2 separate regions of the Homo sapiens genome follow, and region 1 is linked to region 2. A link is an interaction called in ENCODE POLR2A ChIA-PET data of the cell type or tissue named here. Cell type or tissue: OCI-LY7. All regions are shown on one strand. Each heading gives the region's core, and the rest is flanking DNA. Links, peaks and the distances in the headings are about the cores only. Region 1 overlaps TRAK1 (trafficking kinesin protein 1). Region 2 has its middle 24 kb from the start of TRAK1.

The links. Peaks named below come from ENCODE experiments on the same cell type or tissue, not always from the same donor. Only the 100,000 strongest peaks of a DNase experiment are listed, where the experiment ranks them.
Region 1: POLR2A ChIA-PET joins it to region 2 with 16 read pairs; 2 of 35 experiments call an interaction of 5 or more read pairs at or near these places.

The regions. Positions count from the first base shown.
Region 1 is chr3:42,175,041-42,177,540 of GRCh38, reverse strand. TRAK1 (trafficking kinesin protein 1) reads right to left here. Exons shown (of 16, transcript NM_001042646.3): 3 at 651-727. Among named protein-coding and RNA genes, the nearest start is that of TRAK1, 85 kb to the right of the region's middle. In OCI-LY7, for the core only: no CTCF peak of the experiment used is centred there; DNase peaks (open chromatin) are centred at 1,110, 1,460 and 2,270; H3K4me3 peaks cover 2,211 bases; H3K27ac peaks cover 2,500 bases.
Region 2 is chr3:42,062,849-42,071,529 of GRCh38, reverse strand. It overlaps a transcript of TRAK1 not described here. Among named protein-coding and RNA genes, the nearest start is that of TRAK1, 24 kb to the left of the region's middle. RefSeq lists an enhancer at 1-659. In OCI-LY7, for the core only: no CTCF peak of the experiment used is centred there; DNase peaks (open chromatin) are centred at 4,019 and 4,799; H3K4me3 peaks cover 2,172 bases; H3K27ac peaks cover 2,500 bases.

The DNA.
Region 1 (2,500 bases), core at 1-2,500, 110 kb before region 2:
GGGCAGTGCATTAATGATGGAGACTTATTCAACAAATACTAAGAACCCACCATGTTCTGGCCTGTTCCAGGCATGCACATACACATATTATACTCATCTGTTTCTAGAGACCTTCATAATACTTAATTCTCAATTGCAACAGAATACCGAGAAATTCAGAAAACTACAGTCTCTAAAATACAGGCAGCTCACCTAATCTTAAGCAACTTTCTTAAATTTTTCTTGCCATGCTTATTTTACTTATTTCCACGCTGACACTGCACAATATTCCACTAGCCTAAGTAAAAACTTAAATACATTAGGAAGACACAGATATGATATATTTTTCTGACATTTTTTGGATGCACTTAAAATATATCATTAGTCAATGTTTCAGGATTTTTTATACTTACAACTGGATATTCTAACAAGTATTTAAACACACCACATTTGGTGCCATTAATATATTCCTTTAAAATATCTGCACACAATTACAGCTATAAAGGCCTACATAGCTACTAGTTCAAAAAGTAAAGCCATTAAATTATACCTCGAAAGAGACCAATTTCCAAGATTCCTCACTGAAACAGGTGATAAGGCATGCTTTAATCAGTATCCATGAAAACCAGTCAATTATAAACAACTCTTTTGCCTTCCCCTGGAGCACTTACCTCCTCAAGAAGCCGAGTGACAGCATCTATGTCATTATATGTCTTAGTCATCTGGCCAACTCTTTCAGCACATAAAACTGTAAGAAATAAAAATGACAATGAGACTCCCAATGTCACAAACCTGCCAAACAAATGACTCATCTAAAAAAGTGCCCCTAATGTTGTGCCTGCACATTAGACACAGAGGGTCACTGGCTCGCTGGGTTCAACCCGCAATGTACTCACCACCACCAGACTTCATTTCCCAGTTCCAACGACTGGAGGATGAGTCTGGGGGTAGGGGGACTCGTAACCCCTGTGAAACCTTGACATTGTGTGTCTGTGTGTATGAGCATGTGCTGAGGGTGAAGCAATGGAGTGGAAGGGGGTCTGGCCTCACAGATATTCAGCAAACTGAAGTAGGTGGGGTGGGGGCCAGTAGCACAGCCACCCATGTGTGAATGATCAGAAAGGCCTGTAGGATTTAGACTCCACTAACCATACAGACCCAACCATACGAACAGACTGGGATCCTTCAGAAAGCAGCTGTTGGCATAATTATTAAACAATAGTCTTAAACTGATAATTTCATAATGGCATAGCCCCCTCCTCCTCAAGTGGCCTACATTCTAAGGTTATGCAACCAGCTCCATACCATGAAAACTAGGTTGTTATTTTTTAAATATACATTAAAAAGACTACTATGATTGCACACACACACACACAGAGTAATATTTCATTACATGTACAATTTACTGTGGTCATACAAGGCTGCACACAAGCACTTTAGGACTATGGGTCTTTGTTCTTCTTCCGTTGGAGAAATGGGTTGTGAAACAAAAGAACGCTTTTGTCTGCTAAAGATACATCAGGGTTGTTTTATTTTAAATCAGTGACAAGGAACTGATTCGCCGCTCAACAAACACCAAGAAGGTAGCGTAAGTTTTATTCTATTGGGGGAGGAGTGAATATAAATGGATTTATGGCCAGCCAACGTGCAAAATTTTTTGAAACCTGTCACTTTGGGACTAAATAAATAACTTCTTAGTAATGTTTTGTAACTAAGACTTCAGTGAATAATTCTGTTAAGAGTCAAAGCTTTCCTAATGACCCACATTCAGTAACAGCCCATGCGACACATTTGGGAATTGAAGTGTATTACTAAGTCAAACTCAGCAGCATTACAAATGGCAAACAGCAACTGGAATTCAATAGGTCTCTGAATATTTTATTAAATGCAAGTAGAGATCATCCTAGTAAATTAGCTCAGAGAAATCGGATCTGTTGGAATGATTTTCTAACTTAGGGAGGAGACCTGAAATCTGGTTCTAAATCTGAAACCCTACCAAGACAGTGCCACCAGAGCCAGCAGACAAGACCCCTCCACCCAACACTTTCATGAGATCCCTCCTGTCCAAGCGTGGGGGGAAATATGCTGCCTCAGACAGAGCTGCCAGGGAGGGAGAAGCAAGGGAGATTTATAAGGGTAGCTTTAAACCAGGATCTAATTTGATGTAGATGAAGTCCAGCTCAAATTGCTCTAGATAGTCCATCAGCTCGAGGTCACACAAGTGCTTAAGTGAAGACTCCTATGCTACCAACCCGAGTTAGTCTTCTTCACGCACAGCTGTGATGGTCTGCAGGCGTGCAGATACAAACCCTGGGGCCCCCCAGCCAGCACGCCAAAGCATCTGCAGCACCCTTTATACACCAGGTAACAGACCACAGCAACTAAGTGGTCTCTGTGTTTAAATTTGTGTTGTCACTTGAGGGCCTGCTTATCCCCACTCACCGGCGCCCACTCTCCTCAAAAAACTGAGTCCTCTGCCTTCCTGGAAAAAAAGAAAACTGGGCTACCTTTTAACTAACCT
Region 2 (8,681 bases), core at 2,764-5,263:
CACCATGTTGGCCAGGCTGGTCTCAAACTCTTGCTCTTGGGTGATCAGCCCACCTCAGCCTCCCAAAGTGCTGGGATTACAGACATGAGCCACCACGCCCTACCAAGAGTGGGTATCTATGGGAAGGCAAGCACCTGGGGCCTCATGCCTCCCAGTGAACAGGCCTGGATTAGGAATGAACCTTATCCACCCAAAAACAGCGGCTGCCAAGCTGTCACAGCCTAGGATAAAGTTAACAAAATAACTAGAGTGAGAAAGAGGTCCGGGAATATGGGACATGGGTAGGAGAGGAAGAGAACAGTTCTGTTTGTGATTCCTCCTTAGGTCCTGGCTTTCACTGCACTCACTCCGTAGGAGGAACTTGGCTTTTAAAAAATCATGACTCCAACAAGGAAAAGAGCAATATTGGCTGCCACTTACTGCAAAGTGACTGTGTGCTTAGCCAGGCCTGGGTGCATTACCCCAAGGAGTTATTTGTCCAAAAACTCACAGCAGCCCATGAGGCCCACAACATCACCCTCCTCAAGTCACCAATGGGGAAACTAGGGCTGGAGATAACTTGCCCACAGGCCTAAGAACCAACAGGTGAAGCTGGTGTTGAACCCAAGGCTGTTTATTACAATAGCTCCTGGCAAACATGCTAATAAATGCATAATATAAACATCAATGTACTTCACTGTATTCTTATTTCACCACTTACAGATTTAAAATTTATCAGAACAAACAGTTGGGACATAAAAAGAACCAGCAGGCACAAGCTACTGTGCCACACCTTCTGTATCTTTATTAAAGACAATTCAGTGCTGGGCATGGTGACTCATGCCTGTAATCTCAACACTTTGGAAGACCAAGGCAGGAGGATTGCTTGAGCCCAGGAGTTGGAGACCAGCCTGGGCAACATAGTGAGGCCTCATCTCTACAAAAAATAAACAAAATTAGCCAGATACAGCAGTGCGCACCTGTGGTCCCAGCTACTTGAGAGGCTGAGATGGGAGTATTGCTTTAGCCCAGGAGTTCAAGGCTGCCGTGAGCCATGATGGCGCCACCACACTCCTGCCTGGGTGACAGAGTAAGATCCTGTCTCAAAACAACAGCAACAACAATAAAATTCAGTAATAAAAGTTTTCAGGAAAAAAAATGTCACTAGTGATCAAAGAAATGAAAAATAAAACAAGTATGAGATACTATCATGTTATCTGTCAAACTGGCAATTAATTATATTAATTATTTATAATTAATATAATTATAATTATTATTCATAATTATTATAATTATAATAATTATTATTATTCATAATTATTATAATAACTATTGCTGCTGACAAGGGTGCAGGTAACAAGCTCACTCACACCCAGGAACATGAATCAAAAGCAATTCCAGGCTGGGCACAGTGGATTAAACCTGTAATCCCGGCCTTTGTGGGGCCAAGGCGGGCAGATCACCTGAGGTCCAGAGTTTGAGACCAGCCTGGCCAACATGGTGAAACCCTGTCTCTACTAAAAATGCAAAAATTAGCCAGGTGTGGTGGCGGGCACCTGTAATCCCAGCTACTGGGGAGGCTGAGGCTGGAGAATCGCTTGAACCCGGGAGGCAGCAGTTGCAGTGAGGGGAGACTGCGCCACTGCACTCCAGCCTGGGTGACAGAACAAAATTCTGTCTCAAAAAAAAAAGCAATTCCACTTCTTCAGTTATTTTCTAAGAAAAATCATAACTGCATACAAAGATGTAACTTTCCTCAGCAGTTATATAACTGTTAAAAATTGGAAAATGAAAATGTCTAATAATACTGATTTTGATTAAATAAGGCATGGTCCTCCCATATATCATGTCTGCACATTTTTCACCACAACGCCATTTCCAGTAACACTGCAGAGAATCACATGGTGGCCAAGAAAAGACGCTCTAGAGATAGATTAAGTGGGAAAATTGCAGGTCACAAAACAAAGTACAGAATATAGTATCCCTATTTAAATAAAAGTGAGACATGTAAAAATATAATTAAAGAATATTTCCAATAGAATTTCATCTTCACAGGCAGACCATCCCCACCCAGAGAAATACATCCAACAGTCCTCAGTTACCTCCTTATTAGGTACTTGTCTGACCTCCAACATGACAAACCCAGCCCTCCCCTGTTGACAGCTAAGTGAGCTTAGCACCACTGCACCATCCGACCCACCCATAACTTTTCTTTTTTCTTTTTTTTTTTGAGACAGGGTCTTGCTGTGTCACCCAGGCTGGAGTAAAGTGACACAAGCAAGTCTCACTGCAGCCTTGACCTCCCGGGCTAAAGCAATCCTCCCACCTGTAGCTGAGACTACAGGCATGCACCACCACGCCCAGCTAATTGTGTGTGTGTGTGTATATACACAGTCAGGGTCTCACTATGTTGTTCAAACTCCTGTGCTCAAGTAATGCACCCACCTCAGCTTCCAAAGTGCTGGGATTACAGACATGAGCCACCATGCCTAGCCTCCACAACTTTTAAACAGCCTGACATGAGCACATTTCCTAACCATGACTACACAGACACAAATGCATTTCCTAAAGTACTTCCACTATAAGTTCAAATCCTGTAGGGACAGAAAGACACAGTCAGAATAGGTCACTGTATGATGTTGGCCAAGTTAAAATCAGTTAACCCCTACAACCCTCAGTTTTCTCATCTATAAAATGGGAAGCTGTTACAAGGATTAAACGAGCTAATACAATAATGTAAAGAAAAATGCACTCTAAGCATACAGTTAATGTTCAATAAATGACTGCTCTACAGTTACCACTGAGGTAATTTCCCATAAGTAGTAAGGGTTAACTTGTTGGCGAAATGGAGACCCTATTTCAATAGGTATTGTCCTACAAACAGACTATGTGCAAATTTCAAGTAGAGACGAATTATATTTCATTCCTTAAAGACTCACTTCTACCTGTTTTAGTTCACTGTTGTGTCCTCAGTGCCTGGAACACGGTAAAACTCAAAGAGTGCAAAATGAACTTAATGATTCACTCTTTATGCCCAAGGCACTGAAAATAACCAACCCAACTCTTTTCTCTTAACTACAGCTAATGGACCACATGCAGTGGCATGCCTGTAATCACAGTGCTTCGGGAGACCAAGGCTGAAGGATCATTTAAGGCCAAAAGTTCGAGACCAGCCTGGGCAACATAGTGAAACTCAGTCTCTACAAAAGATTAAAAAAGAAAAAAAGTTAGCTGGACGTGGTGGCACACCTGTAGTCCCAGCTACTTGAAAGGCTAAAGTAGAAGGATCGCTTGAGCCTAGGAGTTCAAGGCTGCAGTGAGCTATGATCACACCACTGCTGCTCTCCAGCCTGGGTGGCAGAGTAAGATCCTGTTTCTTCTTTTTTTTTTTTAGACAGAGTCTCGCTCTCTTGCCCATGCTGGAGTGCAGTGATTATGATCTTGGCTCACTGCAACCTCCGCCTCCCAGGTTCAAGGGATCTTCCGCCTCAGCCTCCCATTACAGGCACCCACCATCACGCCCGGCTAATTTTTGTACTTCTGTAGAGACGGAGTTTCACCATGTTGGCAAGGCTGGTCTCGAACTCCTGACCTCAGATGATCTGCCCGCCTCGGCCTCTCAAAGTGCTGGGATTACAGGAGTGACCCACTGCGCCTGGCCATAAGATCCTGCTTCTAAATAAATAAATACATTTTTTGAAAATTCACATGGAAAAAGGTGATTGCCAAAAAAGAAAAAAAAACTAACTACGTGATAGGCCAATTACAAACATATCAATATCAACCTATAAAGCACAATGGATATTCACTGAACCAACTGTCGCATTAGGAAATGAGAAGAAAGTGTGTGAGGGGCTTCCTGACTAACACTACAGAATGACAGTCCACCAGGATCACATTGCCGTCAACTTCTGAAATTAATCTGCAAAACTTACAAAGCCTGAAAAAAAAAAAAATCTCATCTAAGCACTAAAGGGGAACTGGAAGTTTTTGTTTTAAGGCATGTATTTTGAAAAGTTTCATTTCTATTTCCATATTAGCTTCTCAATGTGCACTGAACTACAGTGAAATCACAGCCTTGTGTTTTTGAAAACAGATTCTGCAGCTATGGAAACTGAATCTGTCACTATATTTTGACTTCACTGTAGGATCGAGTGAGAAGAAACATCTCAGCCCGGACACAGCCACTTAGCTACATATCTTGTTCTTTTTAATAAAAAATGTGCTTAACCATAATTGACAAAGTCCTTAAATACCTAATTTTCAGAACAAACTGTATCACATAAAAGTTCCTTCAGTTAACAATTCCTTCAGGCTCGTGTGAAAAAGTACTTGATTTTATTAATTCTAAATAATCCCTAGAGAGGCAAGGGGGTTTTGCTTGGTCCACAATTAAAAGTCAGATTCTAGACTTAAATCAACTTGAGTACAAAGAAGAAATTCTCTACGAAGCACTAACACACACATCTGGGAAACGACAGCTCAAATTTTATCAGCCACTTTTGATAAGTAATCCAAAGCAGACCTCAAGATTACTCAAGAAGTAGCACAAATAATTAGGAATGTGTGGTATTGAGAGAAGAAGCCAAGAGCCTCTGTATAAGAATCCCCCAGGAAACAGTGAGGTCAAGGACCAAAGACACAGAGGGGCTAAAGGGAGCACATCATCCCTCCCCCCAGCCCCTGAAAAAGGCACCCCATTAGCCTTTCTCATTGAAATTAACAGGGCCGTTACTAGGAAACGGGTCCAAACAGTCATGTACACACCAAGTGAATAAACAGTGACAGCTGGGCCTTCAGTGACCATGTCATGGGATGGCAAGATGGCCTTAGAGTGAGTGGGCTGTGATAAGCCAATGCATAAAAGTAATAGCAAGATAGGAAATGAAAACAGGAAACACACAGGCTACAAACTGCATGCATGGTAGGCAGGGAGGACTGAGCCGTGCCTAAGCTAAGGAATACTAGCTCCTCACTGGTCCTTGCTGGGCACTACTTCCAGAAGCACCAACGGCGGAAGGTCCCACTTCTGCACGGCTCATGACCTTGCTGCTTGGGGTGGGGGTGGGGGTCGATGTCCACACCCAGCCTTCCCACGCTGGGTGCTCTCTCTCTCTCTCTCTCCATGACCATCCCATTTCAGAGCAAGTGAATCCCTCCATGGACTTAGGGGTTCTAACACACTTCAGAGCTTCCCCTTCACAACTAAAACTTTTCTTTTTTTTGAGACAGAGTCTCACTCTATTGCCTAGGCTGGAGTGCAGTGGCACAATCTCAGCTCACTGTAACCTTTGCCTCCGAGAATCAAGAGATTCTCGTGCCTCAGCCTCCCAAATAGCTGGGGCTACAGGTGTGTGCCACCATGCCTGGCTAATCTTTGGAATTTTAGCAGAGACGGGGTTTTGCCATGTTGGCCAGGCCAGTCTTGAACTCCTGGCCTCAAGTGATTTGCCTGCCTCAGCCTCCCAAAATGCTGGGATCACAGGCGTGAGCCACTGGACCCAGCCTCAACTAAAACTTTAATAGGGGTTTGTTCTGTTGGAAGGGTAGAAAAGGCATTTTTGGCACAAGGAATAAGAAAACCCTTTAAAAGCTCAACATGGAGTTAGGATTCAAGAGATAGCCAGGTGTGGTGGCTCAAGCCTATAATCCCAGCACTTTGGGAGGTTGAGGCGAGTGGATCACTTGAGCCCAGGAGTTGGAGACCAGCCTGGGAAACATAGTGGAACACCATTTCTATAAAAAAATTAAGAATGAGACAGGTGTGGTGGTACACGCCTATAGTCCCAGATACTTGGGAGGCTGAGGTGAGAGGATAGCTTGGGCCCAGGAGGTCGAGGCTGTAGTGAGTCATGATGGCACTACTGCACTCCAGCCTGCACAACAAAATGAGACCCTGTTTCTTAAAAAATAAATAAAACTATTCCAGTACTTCCACAATTCTGTGGCCCAATTATGTTGGGTAAAGGCTATTCAGTTTGATATTGTCTGATTAATATCAAACTGAATAGCCTTTACGCAACATAATCACAAGCTGAGTACCCCAAATCTGAAAATTCAAAACCCAAAATGCTCCAAAATCCAAAACTTTTGAGCACTGGCATGGTGTTGAAAGGAAATACTCATTGAAGTATTTTGGATTTCAGAATTTCAAACCTGGGATGTTCAATCCGCAAGTATAATGCAAATATTCTTAATTCCAGAAGAATCTGAAATCTAAAACACTTCTGGTTCCAAGCATTTTGGCAAAGGGATACTCAATCTGTATTTTTATTTATCTTATTTTATTTATTTATTTGAGATGGGAGTCTCGCTCTGTGGCCCAGGATGGAGTGCGGTGGCACAATCTTGGCTCACTGCAACCTCCACCTTCCAGGTTCAAACAGTTCTCGTGCCTCAGACTCCAGAGTAGCTGGGGTTACAGGTGTGTGCATCCATGCCCAGCTAATTTTTGTTTGTTTGTTTGTTTGTTTTGAGACAGAGTCTTGCTCTGTCACCCAGGCTGGAGTGCAGTGGCGCGACCTCAGCTCACTGTAAGCTCCACCTCCCGGATTCACACCATTCTCCTGCCTCAGCCTCCCGCCATTCTCCTGCCTGAACCTCCTGCGTAGCTAGGACTATAGGCACCTGCTACCATGCCTGGCTAATTTTTTGTTATTTTTAGTAGAGACAGGGTTTCACCGTGTCAGCCAGGATGGTCTTGATCTCCTGACCTCGTGATCTGCCCGCCTCGGCCTCCCAAAGTGCTGGGATTACAGGTGTGAGCCACCATGCCTGGCATGTATTTTTTAAGTATAGCTACTTAACCCATTAAAAATATACCCTTACTATTCTATGGTAAAATTAATTCACAAATCATTATGAGAAAAGCTTTTCATATCAGGAAGTCTAGCACAAATATTTTAACTTCAGTATTTTAGGAAACAGTCTATAGTCTGCTTAAAGTATTTATTATGTATTTGTATTTCCATAATAAGTTCATAATGAAGCAACATTCATTCTATGCTATTAGTCTAGGATCACATGGTAGCTTCCTAGATTCTAGGTGATAATATTTTAGAGTTCTTAGAAATTACATTTGGGTAACTCAGACAGCAAGTTCAAAAATTTATTTTATTTCTTAATCTTCCAACATTGACATCAGACTGTAAGAGAATTCTTTTTAAAGGTTTTTTTTTTTAATTTGTATCCCTCTATTTATTTATTCATTTGAGACCGGGTTATAAGACTGGCTAATTTTTGTATTTTTGGTAGAGACAGGGTCTTGCTACGTTGCCCAGGCTGGTCTCAAACCCCTGGGCTCAAGGGATCCACCCACCTAGGCTTGAAATGTGCTGGGATTACAGGCTTGAGCCACAGCGCCCGCCTGGCTGCGAGCATTCGCATTTTTGTGATGTATCATTACCACCCAATACAGAAGGCATTTGTGATCTCCCTCAGGTCAGATAGTAATAAGGGCTGGGCATGTAAAATGGGTTCCCTCCCATCTCTAGTGCTCTGAAAGGGATGACTGGGCCTCTCTCTCACGTGGATATAATTTCCACATGGCCACCAGGGCTTCTCACATGCTGGCTGGATCCCAAGAAGGGGTGTTCAAAGTATGAGACAGAAATTACAGATCTCTTTAGACTCAATTTTAAAAGTTACACAGTGTCACTTCTACCGCAAACTATTGGTCAAAATACATCACCGGGCCAACGCAGATTCAAGGGGAAAGGTTACAGACTCTACATCTGGATGGGAGTATGGTAAGAACTTTCAGCCCACCACAGGGCCAGAGAGCAGACAATAAGGCACAGCTGGGCTGCCCCGGCACATATGCTTTTTTCACTGTGTGGCTCCCACCACTTTTTTTTTTTTTTTTGGAGACAGAGTCTCACTCTGTCACCAAGGCTGGAATGCAGTGGCACAATCTCAGCTCACTGCAACCTCTGTCTCCCAGGCTCAAGCAATCATCCCACCTCAGCCTCCCAAGGAGACGGGGCTACAGGCGTGTCCCACCAGGCCTGGCTAGTTTTTGTAATTTTTGTAGAGACAGGGTTTTGCCATGTTGTCTAGGCTGGTCTCAAACTCCTGATCTCAACTGATTTGCCCGCCTCAGCCTCCCAAAGTGCTGGGATTACAGGCACAAGCCACCACACCCAGCCCCACCTTTACAAAAGAGCAAGAACTGCATCACAAAGGCATTCCTGGTTGGGCAGGGGCAGTGGGGAATGTACTGACAGACAAAACCCGGATGCTCCTTCAGCAATGGCTTAGGGCAGGGCTTGGCAAACTTTTCCCGCGAAGCGGAAAATAATAACTATTTCAGGCCTTGAGGGCAATACAGTCTCCGTTGCAATTCCGCAGTTGTAGCTGGAAGGCAGTCAGAAAATATGGAAATGAATGGGTGTGGCTGTATTCCAATAAAACTTTATTTATAACAGCAGGCGGTGGGATGGATTTGACCCATGGTCTGTGAGAATAAGCACTGGATTTGGTACTGGAAAACCAGGCCTGGAATTCTGACTTTACTACTCACTACCAGTGTGACCTTGTTTGAGTTTCTTAAAATTTCTGAAGCACGTCCTCCATATCTCAAAAACAGGGATAATGTCATCCATCTCCTAAGGTGGCTCTGGGGAGTGAGGTAATACAGGTGAAAGTGCAGTGCACATCCCCTCATAAGACAAACACGCCTTCACTGCAGTGCAGAGCCTGGA